Linked DNA regions of Homo sapiens: region 2 is linked to region 1. Evidence: chromatin loops called from intact Hi-C (ENCODE). Cell type or tissue: dorsolateral prefrontal cortex. All regions are shown on one strand. Each heading gives the region's core, and the rest is flanking DNA. Links, peaks and the distances in the headings are about the cores only. Region 1 overlaps MICU1 (mitochondrial calcium uptake 1). Region 2 overlaps MICU1 (mitochondrial calcium uptake 1).

Evidence for each region. A loop is a pair of places that touch in the nucleus more often than their neighbours do. Peaks named below come from ENCODE experiments on the same cell type or tissue, not always from the same donor. Only the 100,000 strongest peaks of a DNase experiment are listed, where the experiment ranks them.
Region 2: it touches region 1 in a loop (2.9-fold over the local background); 25 of 110 quality-filtered maps call a loop at or near these places.

What each region holds. Positions count from the first base shown.
Region 1 is chr10:72,372,399-72,380,398 of GRCh38, reverse strand. It overlaps MICU1 (mitochondrial calcium uptake 1), which reads left to right. Exons shown (of 12, transcript NM_001195518.2): 11 at 4,527-4,616. Among named protein-coding and RNA genes, the nearest start is that of DNAJB12, 21 kb to the right of the region's middle. In dorsolateral prefrontal cortex, for the core only: a CTCF peak has its summit at 4,658 (motif pointing left); DNase peaks (open chromatin) are centred at 4,638 and 5,016.
Region 2 is chr10:72,567,825-72,585,242 of GRCh38, reverse strand. All of the region lies in intron 1 of MICU1 (mitochondrial calcium uptake 1), which reads left to right. It also overlaps the pseudogene RN7SL840P. Among named protein-coding and RNA genes, the nearest start is that of MICU1, 50 kb to the left of the region's middle. In dorsolateral prefrontal cortex, for the core only: no CTCF peak of the experiment used is centred there; no DNase peak of the experiment used is centred there; H3K27ac peaks cover 703 bases.

The DNA of each region.
Region 1 (8,000 bases), core at 1-8,000:
TTGAGTACTAGTTGAGCCCACTTCTACAAATTCTCTCCCATCCCAATCTAATAGGAATCACCCAATCGCACTTAAACCCTTTGTTCAGGCAGCTGGGCCAGATTTGTACAAAAATACGTAGTATTTAGAAAGCTAGGCCTTCGCTGGGGTGCCTTCATGCTCCCTGTAGACATCTTTCAGATTGGGAGCTGGAATCCCAACCATCAGTCAGCATCATCAAATAGGGAGGCCAGAATTCCAGTACCAACAACTGGTCTGCATAAAAAAGTTGAGATCTGGGAGGAAAACTTGTTCTGCTTGCTGTGATTATGACTGGATTCAGAGATATTGGAAGCAAATATGAATGAACCAACTCTCAGGACCAGCTGTCAAGCACTTGGCTTGTAATCTGCCGTCATCCCACTCATCCCAGGTGCTCCTAGTTTGACAGCTCACCAGCTATTAAATGTTGGCTTCCTGCACGACTCTGATTCATACCCCAGGGGCCTATAATGAGGATCTTGTACCAGGAAAGGGGACCCCAGCTAGGCTGTTTGCTGGCTAACATCCCAGTGGTTTGGGCTACAATAACTTAGCAGCCCTAGTTCTTCCTCCTATGGTAGGAAGGACACCAGAGCCCTCTCCATGTGAGATGGAACATAATCTATAACTTTCTGTGAAGAGATGGCATCTGTAATGAGGCATTCTTGCTGGAGGCCTCCAGAAGTCCCTATTCTACAACCACTTAATACCAATTTAATGAGCCTCTCATTAGAAATTGTCAAGAGCTCTCACTGACATCCTTGAGTATTATTTAATTAATGGTTTATTTACAGGAAAGGGCACCATCTTCATGGGGAGAAGATGAGTACTTGAAATATCAAGACAATTGCAGAAGGCTGTGCCCTGAGAGAATGGAAGAACTGGGAAAGAGAAAAGGAAGTCAGAAGCTTAAGGTTGATGTGAAATGCAGAAAAAGGAATGGTTAACAGAAAGTGTTCATGTTTATCTAATACAGAACAGGTTCCGATCCCCTTCTCAGGACACATTTCTGTGGCAGCAAAGAGTAAAGCTGTAGGCAATCACAGTTTAAGCGCTTCCAGTTCCTTCTGATCTCATTCTGTTTTCACTGAGTAATCTTTTGAGGTTAATCTTCTGAGGTGAATGGGGTTTCCTTAGTAGCTTTCCTACTGAGAAGTATAATGACCAGCTGTCATCATTGTAGTTCTCTTAACAGTTACTATTCTTATTGCAAATTGGCCTGATTTCTGTTCCTTCTGTGGACAGTTTAGTTAGCAGGAATAAGTTTTTCCTGAGCCAAATCAAGTATCTAGATTTGTGAGGCTAAATTTCTAAACTCTAGAGCGCTATAGTCTTGTAGATTTCCCAACACACATCTCATGAATATCCACCACAATATCTTATACTTCAGTCTTTTAGTACCAAAGAATGTTAATTTCCTCTTCACCCTAACTCAGATCCTGGGAGAAAAGATGGGATATTTCCACCCCAACCTCACCCTCAGATTCTAGATGACACCAATAAACCCTTCTTTGTGCTAGTAAGCCGCCTCAGCAGTTGTCTGGTGGCATCCCTCCACTTGAACATGAGAAAATTAAATCTAAAGAGATCAAGTGACTCCATCCGGGTCACACAGCACGTTGGTGGTGGGGCCAGAACTGGAGCCCAGGTCCCGTTACTCCAAGCCTTGTTTTCTACCGCATTACCTTGCTCCTCTGCATTGCTCCAGTGTTTGCATCTGCTGATGTTGGGGGCACTGTGGTGATGTATTAATTAATTCTTGCATTGCTATAAAGAACTACCTGAGACTGGGTAATTTATAAAGAAAAGAGGCTTAATTGGCTCACAGTTCCACAGGCTGTAAAGGAAGCATGGCTGAGGAGGCCTCAGGAAACTTACAATCCTGGTGAAAGGCGAAGAGGAAGGAGGCACGTCTCACATGGCCAGAGCAGGAGGAAGAGAGAGAGGTGGGAGGTGCCACACACTTAACCAGATCTCATGAGAACTCGCTTACTATCATGAGAACAGCAAGGGGGAAATCTGCCCCCATGATCCAGTAACCTCCTACCAGGCCCCTCCTCCAACACTGGGGATTACCATTTGTTTTTGGATTTTCAGGGTTTTTTTGTTTTTGTTTTGCTTTTGTGAGACAGAGTCCCGCTCTGTAACCGAGGCTGGAGTGCAGTGGCACAGTCTTGGCTCACTGCAACCTCCGCCTCCCAGGTTCAAGTGATTCTCATGTCTCAGCCTCCTGAGTAGCTTGGACTATAGGTGCGCACCACCACGCCCAGCTAATTTTTGTATTTATTTTAGTAGAGACAGGGTTTCACCATGTTGGCCAGGCTGGTCTCGAACTCCTGACCTCAGGTGATCCATCAGCCTTGGCCTCCCAAAGTGCTGGGATTACAGGTGTAAGCCACCACGCCTGGCCTGGGAATTACAATTTGACATGAGATTTGGGTGGGGGCACAAATCTAAACCGTATCGGGTAAATATATGGAGGTGATAGAGGCAAAGTGAAAGATCAAATGCAAAAAATGACAAGATGGGCTGATAATAGGAACTGAAATTATAGGAATGCGATAAACAAGGCACAGTGGTTCTAGTTTAAGTTCACTTGGCTTCTGGATGAATCTAATGTGATGATTATAGAGAGCTCTTCATTACCAGCATAAATGGAAATTAATCCTTTTCTTTCCCTCATATTTTACCTCACTTAAGAATGTGTCCAGAAGCAATAACATGATTTATAGGTGTAGCTAGACCAGGTTTGAGGATAAATGAGAGAGAAGGCAGTGGAAATTGCCTCGTCCTTCCTGTCTTGTCTTTCATGAGAACCCAATTCTAACATAATTGCTAGTGTTTGACGGTGAATGTCTGGGAAAGAGAAAACGGCAAGAGAAAAGTGATTTTTTGCTGAGGTCTAAAAATATATATTTTTTAAAAGAAAGATATGCATCCTGAACTATTGGCCGGGCCCGCTGAGTGTGGTGGCTCACCCCTGTAATCCCAGCACTTTGAGAGGCCGAGGTGGGCAGATCACCTGAGGTCAGGAGTTCAAGACCACCCTGGCCAACATGGTGAAACCCCATCTCTACTAAAAATATAAAAATTAGCCAGGCGTGATGGCAGGCACCAGTAGTCCCAGCTACTTGGGAGGCTGAAGCAGGAGAATTGTTTGAACCCGGAAGGCAGTGGTTGCAGTGAGCCGAGATCGTGCCACTGCACTCCAGTCTGGCGGACAGAGTAAGACTCTGTCTCAAAAAAAAAAAGAAAGATACGCATCCTGAACTGTTAAGACAAGGGCCAGTGCATATACCAATGGGCTCAGTTGGAAGAAGTCTGGTGCAAAACCAGTAGGGAGGAGGGACAGAGTTGGGCAGGGAGGGCTCACTGTGCAGGCACTTAGCTGTCATTCACCCACCAAGGCGTGAAGCCTTAGTGTACTCACACCACAGACAAGCCTCCTTGTTCCCACCACCCATTTATATATTTCTATAAATATATATATAAATATAAAAATATATATGGCATAAAATGTGCCATTATAACCATTTTTAAATATACAAGTCAGTGGAATTACATTAATTACATTCACAATGTTGTACAACCATCATCACTATTTTCAAAATTTTTCCATCACCCCAGACAGAAATTCTGTATACATAAAGCAGTAACTCCCCATTCCCCTCAGCCCACAATAACCTCTAATCTACTTTCTGTCTATAAATTGAATATCAGGCACTTTTTATTTTTTGAGACAGTGTCTCACTCTGTTACATAGAGTGTTACTCCAGTACAGTGGCGCCATCTCAGCTCATTGAAACCTCTGCCTCCTGGGCTCAAGCTATCCTCTCACCTCAGCCTCCCAAGTAGCTGGTGCACACCACCATGCCGGGCTAATTTTTTGTATTTTTTGTAGAGACAGGGTTTCGCCATGTTGCCTCGGAATCCCAAAGTGCTGGGATTACAGGTATGAGCCACCGCGCCTGGCCAGCCTAGGCATTCTTAATTAACTATATATACCTCCTAAACTGTAGCAGCAGTAGAAAAGAACAGAACTTGAGGTGAAAAGGAGGGAGCTTATGAATAAAAACTCAATTATCATTTTTTCTTTTTTTTTTTGAAACGGAGTCTCACTCTCCCAGGCTGGAGAGCAGTGGCGTGATCTCAGCTCACTGCAACCTCCGCCTCTCGGGTTCAAGCAATTCTCTGCCTCAGCCTCCCAAGTAGCTGGGATTACAGGCACCGGCTAATTTTTTGTATTTTTAGTAGAGACAGGGTTTCACCATCTTGGCCAGGCTGGTCTTGAAGTTCTGGCCTCAGGTGATCCACCCTCCTCGGCCTCCCAAAGTGCTGGAATTACAGGCATGAGCCACTGTGGCCAGCCTAACTTATCATTTTCTTAAATGTGACTTAAATGCAGTTGAAAACTTGTATTATGACTGAGTCGTTTTATCCCCTGAATCAGAGAAAGCAAAATGAAAATCCCTCTGCTGTGCTAATGCACCTCTTTCTTTTTTCAGTGACCATGCAGCAGGTGGCCAGGACAGTGGCTAAAGTGGAGCTCTCAGACCACGTGTGTGATGTGGTGTTTGCACTCTTTGACTGTGATGGTGAGTGGGGCCCTCTGGAGCCCGGAGGGGAAACAGCCTAGCTGCCCTTAGAGGCCCTTGTGTATAATGGAGCCTTGCGGACAGCATCTGTGTACCAGCCCATCCTCTTCAAGCTACCCACCTTTCTCACATTAGCACCTCAGCCCTTGGCATGATGATACTGAGAAATCGAACCCCTGGCCCTGGCTTCTGTTTTCCATTTCTTCTTCTTATAATTCCAATATGCCTATAGGCCTAAATTAATTTATGACCATAAGCATCTTAAAAATGGAAACAAAAATGTCAGACTCAACTTGCTACTTAGCGGATACGGAGCACTCAGGTATCTGAGTGTCTTTAGAAAGAAGGCAGTACTGATCTCTCCACCACCCAGGGCACATTCCAGCCAGTTGCATTCCATCTCCATAGCATTCCAGCTCCACACAGTGGTCTGTTGTGTCTGTGGCCACTCTGCTCTGTCATTTAGCCCATTCAAGAGATCTGGTTCTGGTTTGACCTTGGCATTATTTTTTAGGTATGGTAGCTGATATACTAATAACAACAATAACAACGGATGCTTACACTTTTTCAATGCTTACTATGAGCCAGAAAGTTAATCTGCTCATTTAATCTTCTGACCTAGGTATTGTTATTGACCACTTTTTACTGATGAGAAAGCTGAGACTCAGAGAGGTTAAGTAGATTTCCTAAGGTCACAAAGATAATAGTATTTGGGAGGCTGAGGCAGGCGGATCACCTGAGGTCAGGAGCTCAAGACCAGCCTGGCCAACATGGTGAAACCCCGTCTCTATTAAAAATACAAAAATTAGCCAGGCACAGTGGTGCGTGCCTGAAATCCCAGCTACTCGAGAGGCTGAGGCAAGAGAATCACTTGAACCCGGGAGGCAGCAGGGAGCAGAGATCGTGCCACAACACTCCAGCCTGGGCGACAGAGCGAGACTCTATCTCAAAAAAAAAAAAAAAAAAAAAAAAAAGATAATAGTAGATGGCAAAACCAGGATTTGAACTAAAACTGTACTGCCCCCTCTGTTTTATTTACTATATTACCACCCTCTCTTACCCCACAGCCAGTATTTGTTGTTCATCATCCTCCAGAAAGCTGGGCTAATGGAATTCAAGAGCCTGCTCAAAAGCTCCAGCCTATGGAGCTTCCCTTTTGGTCCCAGCATAAGAATCACTTCTGGGCTTTTTTATTCCTTAACATGGTTCCCTGAGCTTTTTAAGGGTAGTTGCAAGTCCTTTTCACCTTCCTACCCCCCATAGGACCTTGGATAGTACTTCTCACATAATAGGTGTTCATTAACTTGAATTATTTATGTTATTAAGTTGAACTTGAGTTATTTAAATCTCTAGCCTTGGCCTGGCGTGGTGGCTCATACCTGTAATCCCAGCACTTTAGGAGGCTAAGGCAGGAAGATGGTTTGAGCCCAGGAGTTTGAGACCAGCCTGGGCAATATAGTAAGACCATGTCTCTACAAAAAATTTTAAAAATTAGCCAGGCATGGTAGCACATGTGTGCCTATAGTCCCAGCTACTCAGGAGGCTGAAGTGAGAGGATCGCTTGAAGCGGGGAAGTCAAGACTGCAGTGAGCCATGATCACACCACTGCACTACAGCCTGGGTGACAGAGTGAGACCCTGTCTCAAAAAGTACAATTAAATAAATAAAATAAATCTCCAGCCTATACCTACAAAACCAAGGTTGAACTCAAAGGAAGCCCTAGGGCTAGGTTAAAGAGATGGCCTCACTCTCAGGTAGGGGTGGGTTTATTCTCTAGAGCTGCCCTGTCCACAGTATGATACCACCAAGGCACATGTGGCTATTAGCTACATTTAAATTTAAACTAGCTAGTGGCTACTGTATTGAATAGCACAAATATAAAACATTTCCCACATCGCAGAGAGTTCTAATGCACAGCAGTGCTGTAGACATATATTAACTTTCTCCAGATTTTTGTTTTCACTCCAATCACTTCTAGGTGGTTTAAATTTTTTCCAAAAAACATTTATTTTTATTATTTTTATAATTTTTGAAGCCAATATCCAAGACCTGGTCTGTGAAGTAAATATGGGAATAAATGCAACTAGCTTCTCAAGTCCCCCCTTTTCCCTAGAAGTCCTGGAAAATGATGTTTGATTTTCTAGCTTTTTAGAAAGAGGTTCTGTCATTATCTACTTAAATCACCTTTGGAAAATTATTTAACATCTCTGAGATTTATTTTCTTAATCTAGAAAGAAAAAGTATACTTAACAAAAAGCCGTTGTTATTTTTACCACTGCAAGATCTTAGGTCAAAATGCCAAAGGAAAGCCTGTAGAGTGGCTCACAACTGTAATCCCAGCAACTTGGGAGGCTGAGATGGGAAGATCACTTGAGGCCAGGAGTTCAAGACCAGCTTAGGCAACATAGCGAGATCCCATCGCTACAAAAAATAAGTTTAGCCAAGGTGTGGTAGTGTGTGCATGTAGTTCTAGCTACTGGAAAGCTGAGGTGTGAGGATCACTTGAGCCCAGGAGTTTGAGACTGTAGTGAGGTATGATCCTAGCGCTGCACTCCAGCTTGGGCAACAGAGCAAGACCTCATCTCAAAAAAAAAAAAAAAAATGAACAAACAAAATAAAGTGCCAGGGGATGGAGAATTCGATTTTCAAATAGACTTCTTCATCACAGATTTTAGAATTGAACTCACAAATCACACATGCATGCAAATAACATACAGTTATAGACCTGGTTCACAGTAACAAAATCCACTCATAGTGGTCATGTGGTCCTTACGGAAGCAGAAGGTAAACCCATAGTAGTTTGAATGAAGTGACTTCATATTTTTTCATTTTCAAGCTTCTTTTTCTTTTTTCTTTTTTTTTTTTTTTTGAGGCTCACTCTTGTTGCCCAGGCTGGAGTGCAACAGCAACAGCACGATCTTGGTTCACTGCACCCTCTGCCTCCTGGGGTCAAGCTCTTGTTGCCCAGGCTGGAGTGCAATGGCATGATCTCGGCTCACTGCAGCCTCTGCCTCCTGGGTTCAAGTGATTCTCCTGCCTCAGCCTCCCGAGTAGCTGGGATCACAGGCGCCCACCATCACACCCGGTTAATTTTTTTTGTATTTTTAGTAGAGACAGGGTTTCACCCTGTTGGCCAGGCTGGTCTTGAACTCCTGACCTCAGGTGATCCACCTGCCTCAGCCTCCCAAAGTGCTGGGATTACAGGCATGAGCCACCACACCTGGCCTCAAGCTTCTTTTTATACAAAGTGTAAGAATCCTGTTTAGAACTTTCTGTTCTCTTAATTACATTTTTTTTTAAATTTGTTTTTGTTTTTTTAGAGAGAGGTCTCACTATGTTTTCTAGGCTGGCCTCAAACTCCTGACTCAAGTAGTCCTCCCTTCT
Region 2 (17,418 bases), core at 5,534-13,533, 200 kb before region 1:
TGGTGGTGGGCACCTGTAATCCCAGCTGCTCGGGAGGCTGAGGGGTGAGAATCGCTTGAACCGGGAGGTGGAGGTTGCAGTGAGTGAAGATTGCACCACTGCACGCCAGCCTGGGGGACAGAGGGAAACTCTGTCTCAAAAAAAAAAACAAAAAAAAAAACCTAAAACCAAAGATGTTTGAGAGAGGTGGAGAGTAAAAAATGGTTTTCCACAAATGCTTTCTTCCAGACTATTCCTCTGTCCTTTTGCTTCTACCCACCCTGACCTTTTCCTTGTGCAAGTCAATACTTTCTTGGCTGTAATTTCCTTTGGAGCAGTGTTTAAACTTTCCTTATTGATAGCTCATTTTTTCATCCTGTAGTTTTTTAATGGCTCTTAGGTACATTAAAAAGTATTTATTAGGTCCAGAATGGTGGCTCACACGTATAATCCCAGCACTTTGGGAGGCTGAGGTAGGCAGATCACTTGAGCTCAGCAGTTCAAGACCACCCTGGGCAACATAGTGAAACCCCAGCGCTTCAAAAAATGGCCAGGTGTGTGGCATGTGCCTGTAGTCCCAGCTACTCAGAGGCTGAAGTGGGAACATTGCTTGAGCCCAGGAGGTGGAGGCTGCAGTGAGCCATCATTGCACCACTGCACTCCAGCTTGGGCAACAGAGCGAGACCCTGTCTCCAAAAAAAAAAAGTATGTATTAACTATTAAAGCTCTATAGCTACTTAATTTCCGAGACTTGAAAATCAAATTGGAGATGATATTTTATGGAAATTTTACATATTGAAACCTTATTTATGATCTGAACACATTAATACATTATAGAGGTTTTAGACATCATTGTTTCTGTAATTACCTGAATGGTTGGTTTTTGCTTTAAATAAGTGTATCTTTGGTTATTTTTTCTTTTTCTTTTCCATATTTTGTTTTTCTGTGCAGTTATTTGGAAGGGCAGATTTTCACCCTTTACTACTTCTTCCTTCACCAGACGTTAAGTTTCAGGTTTTATTGTTGCAGTAAAAAGGCTGTATGGTGTTTTAAGAAGGTGAACCATGGAGGTTCTTGGTGGATAAAGGACTGTTTCAGAGAGTATCAGAAGGTGAAGTACTGTGGAATGTTGACCTGCTTTTTGATAGCATCTTTCCTTAACAGAACATGTGCAAAGCTTCTGTCTCAAATCTAACATTTCTGTGAGATGATACTTGTTTCTACAATTATCATTTTATACTGTAGAGACTTGTGTAACTTAAATTAACTTTACATTCTCATCCAGATCATTTAAAATAGCTTTCTCTGCTATTGGAAGATACTCACTTCTCAGAACAGGCTTAGCTGAAGTGTGAGCTTTTCTCATTTATTGTGTCACTAATGTCACTTTAAGCTATGAAATGTATCTTTTCTGGACATGAACATTAATCTCTACTGTATTTTGGCAGTCATTCTAGTGTCTTCAATGAAGAACTTGAAATATTCATTTCATCTAAAAAAGCTATAGAGATGTTTAAAAAATGATTTGGCATAATTAAAATCTAATATAGTGTTATGTTTTGAGCAGTATCTTAGTTGTACAGTACACATTGTATTTCTAGTAGCTTATCCCATTCCTCGAATAATTTCATGTATGTATTATCATCTAGCAATAAAATGTTAGAGGGCTCTAAGATAATGCATTCAGGCCAGGCGAGGTGGCTCACACCTGTAATCATGCCTTGGGAGGCCAAGGCAGGGGGATCACCTGAGGTCAGGAGTTCAAGACCAGCCTGGCCAACATGGTGAAACCCCATCTCTACTAAAAATACAAAAATTAGCCAGGTGTGGTGGTACACAGCTGTAGTCCCAGCTACTTGGGAGACTGAGGCAGGAGAATCGCTTGAACCTGCGAGGCGGAAGTTGCAGTGAGGTAAGATGGCACCACTGCACTCCAGCCTGGGCAACAGAGGAAGACTCTGTCTCAAAAAAAAAAAAAAAATGCATTCAGCCAAACTATTTTGTGAAGAATAGTTAGCGCTTTCCTACCCTAAGTAAATCTTCCTTGAAGCCTATGTTGAGCCCTTTCCACTTCCCAACCTAATGTAATTGAATCCCTGTTAATATGTTCTTGTAGCCCTTGCTTTTTTTTTTTTCTGCCTTGTATTATGGCTATTTTTGTTTTTTCTTTTTTGTTAACAGGCAGGGTCTCGCTACATTGCCCAGCATGGACTGCAGTGCTGTTCACAGGCCCAGTCCCACTACTGGTCAGCATGGGAGTTTTGGCCTGCTCTGTTTCTAACCTGGCCTGGTTCACCCCTCCTTAGGCAACCTGTTGGTGTTACCATATTGATATTGAACTTATTGTGGACACTCGATGGTCATGTAGCACACTATAGCCCAGAACTCCTGGGCTCAGATGATCCTCCTGCCTCAGCTTCCTGAGTAGCTGGGACTACAGGCACGTGCCACAATGCCCAGTGGTTCTTTTTTTTTTTTTTGAGACAAGGTCTTGCTCTATCATCTAGGCTGGTGTGCAGTGGCATGATCATGGCTCGCTCACTGTAGCTTTGACCTCCTGGGCACAAGTGATCTTCCCACCTCAGACTCCTGACTAGTGGAGAATACAGGCTTGTGCCACCATGCCCAAGTAATTTTTTTAAATTTAATTTTAAAAAACTAAATTTTTTGTAGAGACAAAATTTTGCCATATTGTCCAGGTTGGTCTTGAACCTGACAAGGTTCAAGATTGCTTGAGCTCAAGCAATTCACCCACCTTGGCCTCCCAAAATGCTGGGATTTCAGGCATGAGCCATTGCTCCCAGCCACATTATGGTTATTTGAATAGTTGTTTTATCTTCATTACTAAATTATAAGGTGTTAGTGGGCAAAGACTATGTCTTGTTCATCTTTGTGCCTCTTGCTGTGTCCTCGCAAAATACTTTGCTCAATAAATAATGATCTGAATGAAATAATGACAATTGGACATTTTAGATTATGATTTGCTTAAATGAATGAGACTAATATAGGATACTGTCTCATTAAAAACCACTCAGGGCTGGGCATGGTGGCTCACACCTGTAATCTCAGCACTTTGGGAGGCTGAGGCAGGCGGGTCATCTGACGTCAGTAGTTCAAGACCAGCCTGACCAACATGGTGAAATCCCATCTCTACTGAAAGTACAAAATTACCCAGGCGTGGTGGCACATGCCTGTAATCCCAGCTACTAGGGAGGCTGAGGCAGGAGAATCACTTGAACCTGCGAGGCAGAGGTTGCAGTGAGCTGAGATCGCGCCATTGCTCTCCAGCCTGGGTAACAAGAGTGAAAACTCCATCTGAAAAACAAAAACCAAAAAACAAAAACACTCAGGATGACCTTGTTTCTCCAAAATGTACAAAGTACCTTTATATTTTATTTTTCTGAAATGAACTCTTAGAACCGGAAAAGGACTTAGAAAGTCTTTTTCTAAGACAAAATAAAAAGATGCACCAGTGCCCTGCATCTTCCAGAATATAGTCTCAGTGAAGAAGGCTTTTACTGGTCAATGGGTGGCTGGTAGTAGAACTAGAATGATAAGCTAAGTTTTTTGTATTTACTCTAGTTTAATTGAGCAGTAACTCTTGTTAGTTCTGTTGGTAGTAACTTCAAATGCATTAATTGACAGTCTTGCTCTGTCACCCAGGCTGGAGTGCAGTGGTGTGATCTCGGCTCACTGCAACCTCCACCTTCCAAGTTCAAGCGATTCTCCTGCCTCAGCCCCCTGAGTAGCTGGGATTACCGGCAGGCACCACCATGCCCAGCTAATTTTTGTACTTCAGTAGAGACAGGGTTTCACCATGTTGGCCAGACTGGTCTCAAACTTCTGACCTCAAGTGATCGCCTGCCTTGGTCTTTCAAAGTGCTGGGATTACAGGTGTGAGCCATTGTGCCTGGCCTCATTAAGTCTTAAATACAGGCATAACAGATGCTAACTTTTTTCACTTTTCTCCTAGGTTCATGGCAGCTATTGTTATCATAGATGGCAAATGTTTTGTGATAATATACGCCCTTTGCAAAAAAGCAGCATTGCACGTATCAGTGAAATAAATGCATTTGTTTATGTTTGCACTATTGCCTAGTGTGTATTTAATAAGTTGTTCTAGGTTGCAGTTTTAATAAAATAGATTAAGAAAAAGTGCATCCATCTGTGTTGTGGAGCACTAAGGTAATTATGTCACTACTCCTCAGTTGAATTGGGCATACTGTAATTTTTAGTGTGGAGTTTGGCATCTTGTTTGCTATTATAATTCATTCAGATTTTCTGTTGTCTTTTTTTTTCTGTTTTCAAAGGTAAATGTGGCAGAATAATAATTATGTTTTCCAGTAATTTGTGAAGATGAAACTTCTGGAATATTTTTGAGAACCTTGTTGCTGTTTAGATTAAATCATTGTTTTCCATAGGGAAATGAATGGATAATTTATTCAAGTATTTTGAAAGTATAATCAGCCATTAGAAAGCAAAAGCTTGGCCGGGCACAGTGGTTCACGCCTGTAATCCCAGCACTTTGGGAGGCTGAGGTGGGTGGATCACCTGAGGTCAGGAGTTCAAGACCAACCTGGCCAACATGGTGAAACCCCATCTCTACAAAAAATACGAAAGTTAGCCAGGTGTGGTGGCGCATGCCTGTAGTCCCAGCTACTCAGGAGGCTGAGGCAGGAGAATCACTTGAACCCAGGAGGTGGAGGTTGTGGTGAGCCAAGATCGTGCCTTTGCACTCCAGCCTGGGTGACAATGTGAGACTCTGTCTCAAAATAAATAAATAAATAAATTAATTAATTAAATAAATAAATAAATCAGCAAAAGCTTGGATGAAAATCTTTCCAGTCAGTAGTGGTACAGCTGAGATTGAATTGGAAAAGTATTGAAATGGTTTAAGTTGAGAATGTTTTAACCTTTTTTGGGTGAGTAGAGTGGGGTGGGGTTGTTTAATAAAAATAACATTCCACTAAAAAATAACATTGGATGGAATAGTGGGTATTAATTACATCATACCTAGACATATTATTTTACATTGAAAACAATGTCCCACTTTTTACAATGAAGAAAAGATGATGCCTCAGGGCTGGGAATAGACTGGAATTAAGTAAAATAAATATAACTTAATATTCCAGTAGCTCTCACAACAACAGTGATAAACTCTTGAAAAATAAAGATTATAAAATTCTCTTACTAAAGCAAATATACAAATTAATTTAGATGGCATTTTTTAAATCTGTCATATAAATGAAAAAGATTGATGACACAGGTTGATTATCTTTTATTTGAAATGCTTGGGACCAGAAACATTTAGATTTTTTTTTTTTTGATTTTTGAATATTTGGATATACATAATGAGATGTCTTGGGGATAGGACCCAAGTCTAAACACAAAATTCATTTATGTTTCATATGCACCTTATACATATAGCCTGCAGGTAATTTTATACCATATTTTTAATAATTTTTTTGCATGAGACAAAGTTTATATACACTGAGCCATCAGAAGCATAGGTGTCACCTTGTTATCATGAGATTGCATCCACCTATGTGGACATTCTGTGGTTGTTTGGCATAACCATTGTTGCTGACTCTGAATTTATATGCTACCAATTAGCAATCATCTTATGCCTATTCACACATATGTACTTAATGGTAAAAAAAAACATACTATTAATAAAATGAAAAAAATGTGTCAGGTATGAAATTTTCTGCTTGTAACACCATGGCAGCACTCAAAAAGTTTTGGATTTTAGGGCATTTCAGATTTGTGGATTAGGGTTGCTTAACTTGTATCTAATACAGGAACAGGAGTTCACTGATACACTGGTGGAAAGGGTAAATTGTAATGTTGGTATTGAAGGAGATTAGTGCTCTTTAAGAGGTCAAAGGGCGCTGCCTTACCTCTCCCACCAAGTGAGGAAGCCATGAGAAGCCTGTGTCTATGCGGAACAGGCCCTTACTAGACACAGAATCTGCTGGTGCCTTGATCTTGGACTCCCCGGCCTCCAGAACTATAAGCAATAATTTTTTGTTGTTTATGAATTACCCAGTATAAGGTGTATTGTCACAGCAGCCAGAACAGACTAAGACAATGTACAATATTATTTATATGTAAATACATAGAAAAATTTCAGGAAAGATGTTTACTAAACTGCTTTCTGAGGTTACTTCTAGGGAGAGTGATGGTATTTTAGGTATAGGTGTGCCTCATGGCAGGTTTGGTTCCAGACCACTGCCATAAAGCTAATGTCGCAAAATAGCAAGTCATATGAATTTTTTGGTTTCCCAGTGCATATAAAAGTTATGTTTATACTATAGTGTAGTCTATGAAGTGTGCAGTAACATTATATCTAAAAAACAGGCTGGGCGCGGTGACTCACACCTGTAATCCCAGCACTTTGGGAGGCCAAGGCGGATGGATCACAAGGTCAGGAGTTCAAGACCAGCCTGGCCAATATGGTGAAACCCCGTCCCACTAAAAATGCAAAAATTAGCCGGGTGTGGTGGCAGGTGCCTGTAGTCCCAGCTACTCGGGAGACTGAGGCAGGAGAGTCGCTTGAACCTGGGAGGTGGAGGCTGTAGTGAGCCAAGATTGCACCACTGTACTCCAGCCTGGGTGACAAAGCGAGACTCTGTCTCAAAACAACAACAACAACAGCAAAAAAAATGTGTACATGCCTTAATTAAAAATACTTTATTGGGCCAGGCATGGTGGCTCACACCTGTAATCTCAGTACTTTGGGAAGCTGAGGCAGGCAGATCAACTGAGGTCAGGAATTCGAGGCCCGCCTGGCCAACATGGTGAAACCCCACCTCTACTAAAAATACAAAAAAAAAAAAAAAGCCAGGCATGGTGGCACATGCCTGTAATCCCTGCTACTCTGGAGGCTGAGGCAGCAGAATCACTTGAACCCCAGAGGCAGAGTTTGCTGTGAGCCAAGATCATGCCACTGCACTCCAACTTGGGTGATAGAGTGAGACTCCATCTCAAAAAAAAAATCTTTATTGCTAAAAAATGGTAACAATCATCTGAGCCTTTAGCAAGTGACAGTCCTTTTGCTGATAGAGGGTCTTGCCTCCATGTTGATGGCTAATCAGGTGTAGTGGTTGCTGAAGACTGGGGTGGCTGTGGCAATTTCTTAAAAAAAGACAACAATGACGTTTGCAGCATCAATAGACTTTTTCTTTCACAAAAGATTTCTCTGTAACATAGGACGCCGATTGATAGTGTTTTACCCAGGTAATTTCTTTCAAAATTTTTTCAAAACTTGAGTCAGTTCTCCCAAACCCTGCTGCTGCCTTATCAACAAAGTTTATGGAATATTGTAAATCCTTTATGGTCATTTCAGCAATGTTCACAGCATCTTCACTGGGAGTAGGTTTCATCTCAAGAAACCGCTTTATTTGTTCATCCAGAAGAACAAAGTTCATCCATGTTGATGGCTGCTGTATGAACATGGATGAACTCTTCATCCATTCAAGTTTTGCCATGAGATCATAGCAATCCAGTCACATTTTCAGGCTTTACTTTAAAAAAAATTTTTTTAATTGAAATTTACAAAAACAATTTTTTTGACGCTAGCAGGACTGAAACTTGCAACTTTTGAATTAGAATTCCAGTGTGCTATTCAGGCTCCACTTCTAATTCTAGTTCTCTTGCTGTTTCCTCCGCATATGCAATGACTTCTTCTACTGATCAGATGAGATTGGGTGCTTTCAGGGTGGTATGGCTGTATACTTTTTTTTTTTTTTTTTGAGACGGAGTTTAGCTCTTGTCACCCAGGCTGGAGTGCAGTGATGCAATCTCAGCTCATCACAACCTCCGCCTCCCGGGTTCAAGCAATTCTCCTGCCTCAGCCTTCCGAGTAGCTGGGATTACAGGCATGTGCCACCATGCCTGGCTAATTTTGTATTTTTAGTAGAGACGGAGTTTCTCCATGTTGGTCAGGCTGGTCTCGAACTTCTGACCTCAGGTGATCTGCCTGCCTCGGCCTCCCAAAGTGCTGGGATTACAGACATGAGCCACCATGCCCAGGCTTCAATATGTAGTCTTTTATCCCTCACTGCCCTCCCACCTGTCCCCCCAGAGCCCCCAGAGTCCATTATATCATTATTATGCCTTTGTGCCCTCATAGCTTAGCTCCCACTTATTAGTGAGAACATAGAATATTTGGTTTTCCATTCCAGAGATACTTCACTTAGAAGAATGGCCTCCAGCTCCATCCAAGTTGCTGCAAAAGCCATTATTTCATTTTGTTTTATGGCTAAGTAATATTCCATGGTGTATATACACCACATTTTCTTTATCCACTTGTTGGTTGATGGGCATTTAGGTCAGTTCCATATTTTTTTTGCAATTGCAAATTGTGAGATATAGCATAATTCTTATGGATCCTAAGGATTTTCAGAATGATGAATGAGCGTTGCCTTCAACTTAAAGTCACTAGGTACATTAGCCCCTAACAAGAGAGTCAGCCTGTCCTTTGAAGCTTTGAAGTCAGGCATTGACTTCTCTCTAGCTGTGAAAGTCCTAGATGGCATCTTCTTCCTAGTAAGGCTGTTTTGTCTACACTGAAAATCTCTTGTTTAGTGTAGCCACCTTCATCAAATGATCTTAGCTAGATCTGGATAACTTGCTGCTTCACCTTGCACCTTTTATGTTATGAGGACAACTTCTTTCCTTATACCTCATAAACCTGTGCTAGCTTCAAACTTTTCTTCTGCAGCTTCCTCACTGCTCAGCTTTCATATAATTGAAGAGAGTTAAGGTCTTTCTCTGGATTAGGCCTTGGCTTAAGGGAATGTTGTGGCTGATTTGATCTTCTGTCTAGACCACTAAAATCTGCCTCACATCAGCAGTAAGCCTGATTCACTCTTTTATTCTTATGTTCATTGGAGTAGCACTTTTAATTTTTTTCAAGAACTTTTCCTCTGCATTTGCAGCTTGGCTAACTTTTGGCCTATCTTGGCCTTTGGCTTTTGACATGCCTTCCTCATAAGCTTAATCATTCCTAGCTTTTTTTTTTTTTTTTTTTTTTTGGTGTTTTTTTGAGACGGAGTTTGACTTGTGTTGCCCAGGCTGGAGTGCAGTGGCACGATCTCAGCTCACTGCAACCTCTGCCTCCCAAGTTCAAGAGATTCTACTGTTTCAGCCTCCCGAATAGCTGGGATTACAGGCTCCCACCACCATGCCCAGCTAATTTTTGTATTTTTAGTAGAGATGGGGTTTTGCCATGTTGGTCAGGCTGATCTCGAACTCCTGACTTCAGGTGATCCACCCGCCTCAGCCTCCCAAAGTGCTGGGATTACAGGCGTGAGCCACCGCGCCCGGCCCACTTCTAGCTTTTGATTGAAAGTGAGATGTGTGAAATTTGTCCTTTCACTTGAACGTTCATTTAGAGGCCCTTGTAAGGTTGGTTGTTAACTGGTCTAATTTTAATATTACTGTGTCTCAGGGAATGGGAAGGCTTGAGGAAAGGGAGAGAGACGGGGAAATGACGGGTGAGTGAAGCAGAACACACACAACAGTTACCAATTACGTTTGCCATCTTTGGGCATGGTTTTTGGTGCCTCAGAACAATTAAAATAGTAACACCAAAGGTCACTGATCCTAGATCATGATAACAAATACAGTAATAATGAAAAAGTTGGAAATATTGCAAGAATTACCAAGATGTGACACAGAAACACAAAGTATGTGTATGCTGTTGGGAAAATGGCACCAATGGACTTGTTTGAAACAGGGTTGCCACAAACCTTCAATTTGTGAAAAATGCAATCTCCATGAAGTGTATCATAAAGTGAGGCACAATAGAATGAGGTATGCCTTTATTTGAAGAAGACTTACTCTTTTTTTGTGCTTCTGTGTAACATTTTAGACAATGAAAATTTATTTTTATATTATTTGTACAATTAAAGCTATTAAAAATGTAAAAAAATACAAATATTTGTGAAAGTTACAGATATTAGGATGAATCACTTTTGTTAGATCCAAACAAAATAGGGCCAGGAAGGCCACAGACAGAGGAGACTGCTGCTTACATGTGTGAGATGAGTGTTTCCAAAAAGTTGGGCATGGTGGCTCACACCTGTAATCCCATGGACTTGGAATGCTGAGGCAGGATGATTGCTTGAGACAAGGAGTTCAAAACTAGCCTTAGCAATACAGCAAGACCCCATCTCCGTAAAAATTGAGAGAGAGAGAAAAGACAGAACCATTTTCAGGAACTTTCTAAAAATCCCACAAGAAACTCTTTGACATCATCCGGGCATCTCCTATTTTGAGAAGGTTTATTACTAGACATTCTTTACAACTAGTAATAAACCTAGTCCTTTTTTTGAGCGCACTTGTCCAGTGCTCTCAAAAGAACACTTGCCCAGTAATGGCATCTCCACCAGTGAACTAACAACAGCAATGGCTTTGGGCCTCTGGAACAAGTGAACTCTGTTTCTAAGCAGCTTAAGTGAATCTCTGCCTGTTTCCTAATAAAGCTTCCCTTTATCCTTTCCTCACTGGATACGCTGGTGACTTGCCATCCCATGCATTCTAGATTATAATTCTCATTTCTCATTCCCGAATAAATTCAACATATTTGGGGATAATTTTCCTTAGTATCTTTTTTTTAGACTGACATACTCTTCTTGCTTGTGCCACACAAAAACCTGCATAATGTCCAATAAATCATTATTATCATTATTATCTCATTATTTCCCCATCTTTATTTTTTATTTTATTTTATTTTTTTGAGATGGAGTTTCACTCTTGCTGCCCAGGCTGGAGTGCAATGGTGCAATCTCAGCTCACTGCAACCTCCACCTCCTGGGTTCAAGCGATTCTCCTGCCTCAGCCTCCCGAGTAGCTGGGATTACAGGCATGTGCTACCATGTTTGTATTTTTAGGAGAGATGGGATTTCACCATGTTGGTCAGGCTGGTCTTGAACTCCTGAATTCAGGTGATCCACCTACCTCAGCCTCCCAAAGTACTTGAGATTACAGGCGTGAGCCACCACGCCCGGCTGACATTTTATTTAACTGAGTTCTCACTTTAATTGGTGGCCAGATCTGGGTAGATCTCAGATATGTTTCTTGGCCACAGAGTTAGCAGGTGCTGCTTTCAACAACAGTGTCGGGTAATAGTTGGTTAATAGTACAGGAGAGGTTTATTTAGGCCAGTGCAAGGATTGGAAGAGCCAAGTAGTCATTCTCTAAATGTGCAGTTGTCAGGGGTCAGAAATATAAGGGGGTAAATCAAATATAAAAAGGCAAGCAGAAATTTTAAGTCAGGATAAGGATATGGTCTGGAATTGTAATAGTTTGCTAATTTGTGTAAGAATGTGCCAGTACTCAAAATAAAAGGATATGAGCTTGATTTACATAAAGTTTATCTCACTAGGGAAGCTTGCCATAATGTGCCTTGATTGTTGAGACATTATTGGGCCTGAGCTCAGTGGTGGGGCTGGTAAGTGACAGTTCCTGGCTGAGGGGAATGCAACAACTGCCTTCTGGGCCTGCCTTTATTTTTACTTAAATGAAAAAGTTTAAATAAAATCCCTAGGGGAGCATTAAATTTTATTTGCCTAATTTAAATTTTATTTATAAATAAAAAATTAACCATGTGATTATATATTTTACAAAGTTTAATTGGCATGTGCATATTACCTTATATTCTTCCTTTAAACTTAAATGAAAATGCTAATATGAAATACTGTACATTTGTTTGCATGGATAAATACATAAATTTTGTTTCAAATGAAATAGCATATCATAAAAATCTCTCTGTATGTTATCTTATTTCCAACTCCCACCAGCACCACTACTATTACTTTTTGTGAGTGTGTTGTTACTTAATAAGTACATATGCGTTCTTATTTTCTCCTTTTTTATATGAAAGGTGGCATACTGTATGTGGTATTCCATATGTTGCCTTAGTTTTTTTTTTTTTTTTTTTTTTTTTTTTGTAGTGATGGGGGTCTCATTATGTTTCCCAGGCTGGTCTCAAACTCCTGGACTCAAGTGACCCTCCCATATTGGCCTTCCAAACTGCTGGGATTACAGGCATGAGCTACTGCGGCTGGCCTATTGCTTTTAAAAAGATAACACTATGAACTTTTTTCATGTTTTTACATAAAGTTTTCTCATTCTCTTTATTGCTATGTGGTATTGCTTTATATAGATTTATCATACTTTAACCAATCTCTCTTGGTGAACATTGGGGTAGTTCTTAGTGTTTTGCTATTATAAACTATGATATAATAATTATGCACCATATACATGTGCATAATTTCACAAGTGTGCAAGTACATCAGTAGGGTATATTATTAGAAGTGGAATTTCTAGGCCAGTATATGCAGATTATATGAGTAATTTTAATGCAAATTACCAAATTGCCCACCATAAATTGTACAGATTTGCATGTTCATCAGTAGTGCCATTCTGCAACATTGTCAACAAATGTGTTTTCAAACTTTTTGATTTTTGCCCGTTTGATGGGTGAAAAGTATCTGAGTATAGGTTTAATTTGCATTATTTTATTATGAGTGAGATTAAGTATCTTTTCACAGTTTTCGGAGCCATTTTTCTTTTCCAACTGTCTTTTTATATCTTTACCCAACTTTCTGTTGGTTTGTGAAGTAATATTTTAATAATATTTTATTATTATCATTTTTAATATTTACATTCCATTCCATTATGTTATTATAGCATCATTTATTTTTCTGTAGTTGGGCATTTGATCTACTTTTAGAGTGTGGCTGTTATATTTTTTCTGCTGAGAACAGTTATTAAACAGGTTTTTCTCATTAAGTTTATTTGGGAGTCAAAAATGCAAGGATCTGTTATAGGTTTTTGTACTAATTAGCTATGAGGAAATCACATAACTTATCTGGGTCTGAGTTGGTAAAACTCAGAACTTTCAAAGTTTGAAATCCCCTAGAGCCATAGCATATAGAAATGGATTGCCCAAACTAATAAATCTTGAATACTTTATATGATCTTAGTCTTTTCTCCTAAATGAAATTAATTAAATTTTGTTATAGTGTTTTCTACCAAAGATATGAGAGTGCTAAAGAGATAAAAGGAACCCTAAGCTCACCTACGCAATTCTTTCATTTTACCAGTGAGTGAGCTTTTTTCCCAAGGAGGAGGGATGAGCTTCTTTAGTATATACAGCTAGCTGTTGAGTAGTACAGTTGAGACCAGATCTTGGATCATTGGATTTCTGCCATACTACTTAGTGTTTGTTTTTTTTTTTTTACCATAGTACCTAGTGTTGTTGTTATTGTTTTAATTTATTTCTCCTTTTTATCTTCCATATCTCCTGTGCAATTAGATATTAATATGTGTTTGATACCAATGTCTTTATCATTATTTTTTTTTTAGAGGTGGGGTTTTACCATGTTGCCCATGTTGGACTTAAACTCCTGGGCTCAAGCTATCCTCCCACCTCAGCCTCTTTAAGTAGCTGACGTGTGCCACCATGCCCAACTACATTTTGTTTTTCTTTGGAAATTTTTTGTTTGATTCTGTTTTTTATTTCTACACTTATAATCTAGGCACTCATCACCCAATACCTAGGTTATTAATGCCTTCTGGCTGTACTCATCACTTTCCTGTCAGCTCTCTCTGCCTTTGCTTCTTTGCAGTTTATTCCATGCACTGCTAATAGATAGACTGATAATGCTTTAACCCGTTTTTACCATGATCTCTTCCTATTAAAGAACTTGAGTGGCTTCCTATTTTACATATGCTCTAAATTCTTGGTCTGGCATTCAAAGGTCCTTCTCAAGTGATTGTGGCTTACTTAGTTGATCATATGTCTAGCTGTTCTCTACATCTGATCAGATGTTGTAAATTTATCTTCCAGGCTTATATACCCCTTGCCTGTTAGAACTTTTGGCTTTTTGAGGTAGGGTCTTACTCTGTCAACCAAGCTGGAGTGCAGTGGTACAATCTCGGCTCACTACAACCTCCGCCTCCTCGGTTCAAGTGATTCTTTTCCCTCAGCCTCCTGAATAGCTGGAATAACAGGCGCCTGCCACCAGGCCCAGCTAATTTTTGTATTTTTAGTAGAGACAGGGTTTCACCATGTTGGCCAGGCTGGTCTCGAACTCCTGACCTCAAGTGATTTGCCCGCCGTGGCCTCCCAAAGTGCTGGGATTACAGGTGTGAGCCACTGCACTCATCCTGTTCCAACTTTTGAATTGGCTGTTATTTATTTTAAACATTGAAAACTTCCAAGTGTCTGTTCTTTCTGTTGTCAGTGATGAATAATGTTTCCTCCAGATATGCATGTTTTAGTTTAGTGCTCATTTTTGCTGTAGCGAAGAGCAGTGCTATTTATGTGAGTGTACATGTGGATTTGAGAAATGTTAATTTTGAAATGAACCAAAAAAAAAAAAATCAGAAGTTGCCAGACAGGAAGAAAATATAATGGACAGCCTCCTGGGTGCTGGATTTTGCTAGAGTATGTGCAATAAAATGAGATGATTTCTGGGATTGGGGAAGGATATAAGAATTGTGTTATTAAAGCTTAGGTCATGGAAAATAGGAGAAAAGATTAACAGTTTTTCCATTTTGTCTATATGAGGGCAAGATTTAGGTCCAATTTCAAAATTGGACCTAGATTGGATGAAGGGAGCTAGGAGCAAAGTTTACATAAGAGATTATAGGTATAGGTCCCAGGGAAGAGTTAATAGTAACCAGCTCATTGATTTTAGGAGATGCCTAAGTAGTCTAACCTGACTTGAATCCAAATAATAGAAGACAGTTTTCTAAGTAAATTAGGAACTTAGAGTATACTTAAATGTTAGGAGCAAGTACCTGTATAGTTTGTACACAGACATGTGAAAGTAAAATGGTTAAGTATTTTAAGCACTAATAATGTAACAAGTCCTGTGCTAGACTATGTGTTTACAACTTGAAAAAAAAAATAATTTGGGCCTTGAGGCAAGGGGAGAAAAAATTACGTATGCCATAGGAAGATATGTACAAAGTGCAAAGTAGTTTAAATTAGGAATCAGTGGGCTGGGCATGGTGGCTCACACCTGTAATCCCAGCACTTTGGGAGGCCAAGGCGGGCAGATCACTTGAGGTCAGGAGTTCGAGACCAGCCTGGCCAATATGGTAAGACCCCGTCTTTACTAAAAATATAAAATTAGCTGGGCATGGTAGCACACTTCTGTAATCCCAGCAACTTGGGAGGCTGACGCAGGAGAATTGGTTGAACCCAGGAGGTAGAGGTTGCAGTGAGCCAAGATCATGCCACTGTACTCCAGCCTTGGCGACAGAGCAAGACTCCATCTCAAAACACACACACAAAAATTTAGGAATCAGTGAACTGTGCTTTGAGAAAAATCAAAGGGGGCATGGATTCTTTGTATAATTTGAATGAATTACCTCTACAAAAAAGTGGGACTGTAAAGAAATGCCTCTTCTTCCATCAGCCCATCTGGTGCATTAAAACAGTGAGGTACTATACTGAGCCCTGAAGGTCATAATCTAGAGGGAAAAAAATCATTTACATTAATTCTCTGGATGGAGGTGCCCGAAATGATCCTATGGTTTTGGGGGTGTCTCAACATTTCTCTGACTTAATCAAAATTTTACACCATTCTGAGGCTTAAGACTAAACAAAAGCTTTTGCTGACTAACCCAGTCTCAACTTTATCTTTTTTATTTGTAGTTTTCTGTCATTTCTATCATAATATTTCTATACTTCAAGATATAATTTTAGGCCGGGTGTGGTGGCTCACGCCTGTAATCTCAGCACTTTGGGAAGCCGAGGCAGGTAGATCACCTGAGGTCAGGAGTTTGGGACCAGCCTGACCAACATGATGAAACCCCATCTCTATTAAAAATGCAAAAATTAGCCAGGCATCATGGTATGTGCCTGTAGTCCCAGCTACTCAAGAGGCTGAGACAGGAGAATTGCTTGAATCCGAGAGGCAGAGGTTGCAGTGAACTGAGATCATGCCACCACACTCCAGCTTGGGCAACAGAGTGAGACGCCATCTCAAAAAAAAAAAAAAATATATATATATATATATATATATATATATATGCATATATATGATTTTAGAAATGTATTGTTTTAAAAGTGTTTTGTATTTATCTTGTTTAATTAGAATGTAGATAGTTTTTGGCTTTCTGGGTCTCACATAGGGATGTATATACAGTATGAATTTAATAAATTTTTGTTGAATAAGAACTTCCCAGCCAGGCGCGGTGGCTCATGCCTGTAATCCCGGCACTTTGGGAGGCCGAGGCGGATGGATCACTTGAGGTCAAGAGTTCGAGACCAGCCTTGCCAACATGGTGAAACCCTGTCTCTACTAAAAAAACAAAAATTAGCCAGGTGTGGTTGTCGTGTGCCTGTAATCCCAGCTACCCAGGAGGCTGAGACAGGAGAATCGCTTGAACCCGGGAGGTGGAGGTTGCAGTGAGCCGAGATTGCGCCACTGTACTCCAGCCTGGGTGATAGGGCAAGACTCAGTCTCAAAAAAAAAAAAAAAAAAAAAAAGAATAAGAACTTCCCAGTAATTATCTTGGATGCTGAATTAGTTGGCTATTGATGGGGCAACAAACAACACCCAAATCTTTGCAGCTTACAGTTACACACATTTATTTCTCACCAGCATTCTACAGGTCAGCTGTGCTCAGCTGGCTCAGCTGGGCTTGACAGTGGTTTATTCCAGGCTGAAGTCTGTTCATTATGGATGCCAGTTTGAAGGATCAGTGTCTCTTTGGGACATGGTCTTCCCTCGATGGAGTGCAGGAACACAAGAAAACTAACAGCAGCACCTCCTAAAAGCACTTCATGGAACTGGTCCACATTCCATTGGTTAGAGCAAGACATATGGCAAGACATACGCCAAAAACTTAAAGAGAAGGAAATTTATGACCTGGCATTCATATGCAGAAGGGGAAGAAAAAAGTAGAAAAGTAATTTTGCCTAAGGGATGGGGGATGGAAGAGTAAGTATTTATTGAACAGTAATATGCACTAATACAGATGTTTCAGATTTAAAACAAAACATTAAAAGAATTTTTTTTTAAGTGAAGTTTGAACTATAGAGAATCTGGTAGGGAGGAGGGCTTCCAAGGACCTGGGTGTGAAAAATATTTAATAAAAACTTCAAAGCAGTGTCAGCATTATAAGGTAGGGGGCAGCAAAGTCTCCCCTCCTAGGTTGAAGTCTCCCTACCTAACTCCGAGACATTGAAGTATGGAATTAGTCCTCCCTAGGTTCAAATTCTAGATCTATCACTTCCTACCTTTGTACTCTTGAGCAAGTTATATTTTAGATCTGTAAAATATGGGTACCAGTTATCTTTTTTCATTTCAGCTCTAAACACATCTTTCATTGTCCCGTTTGTGATACTGGAAGTTTTTCCCTTGCCAGTTACTGTTAAACTTTGTCAGTAGAGAGACTAGAAGGACCCTG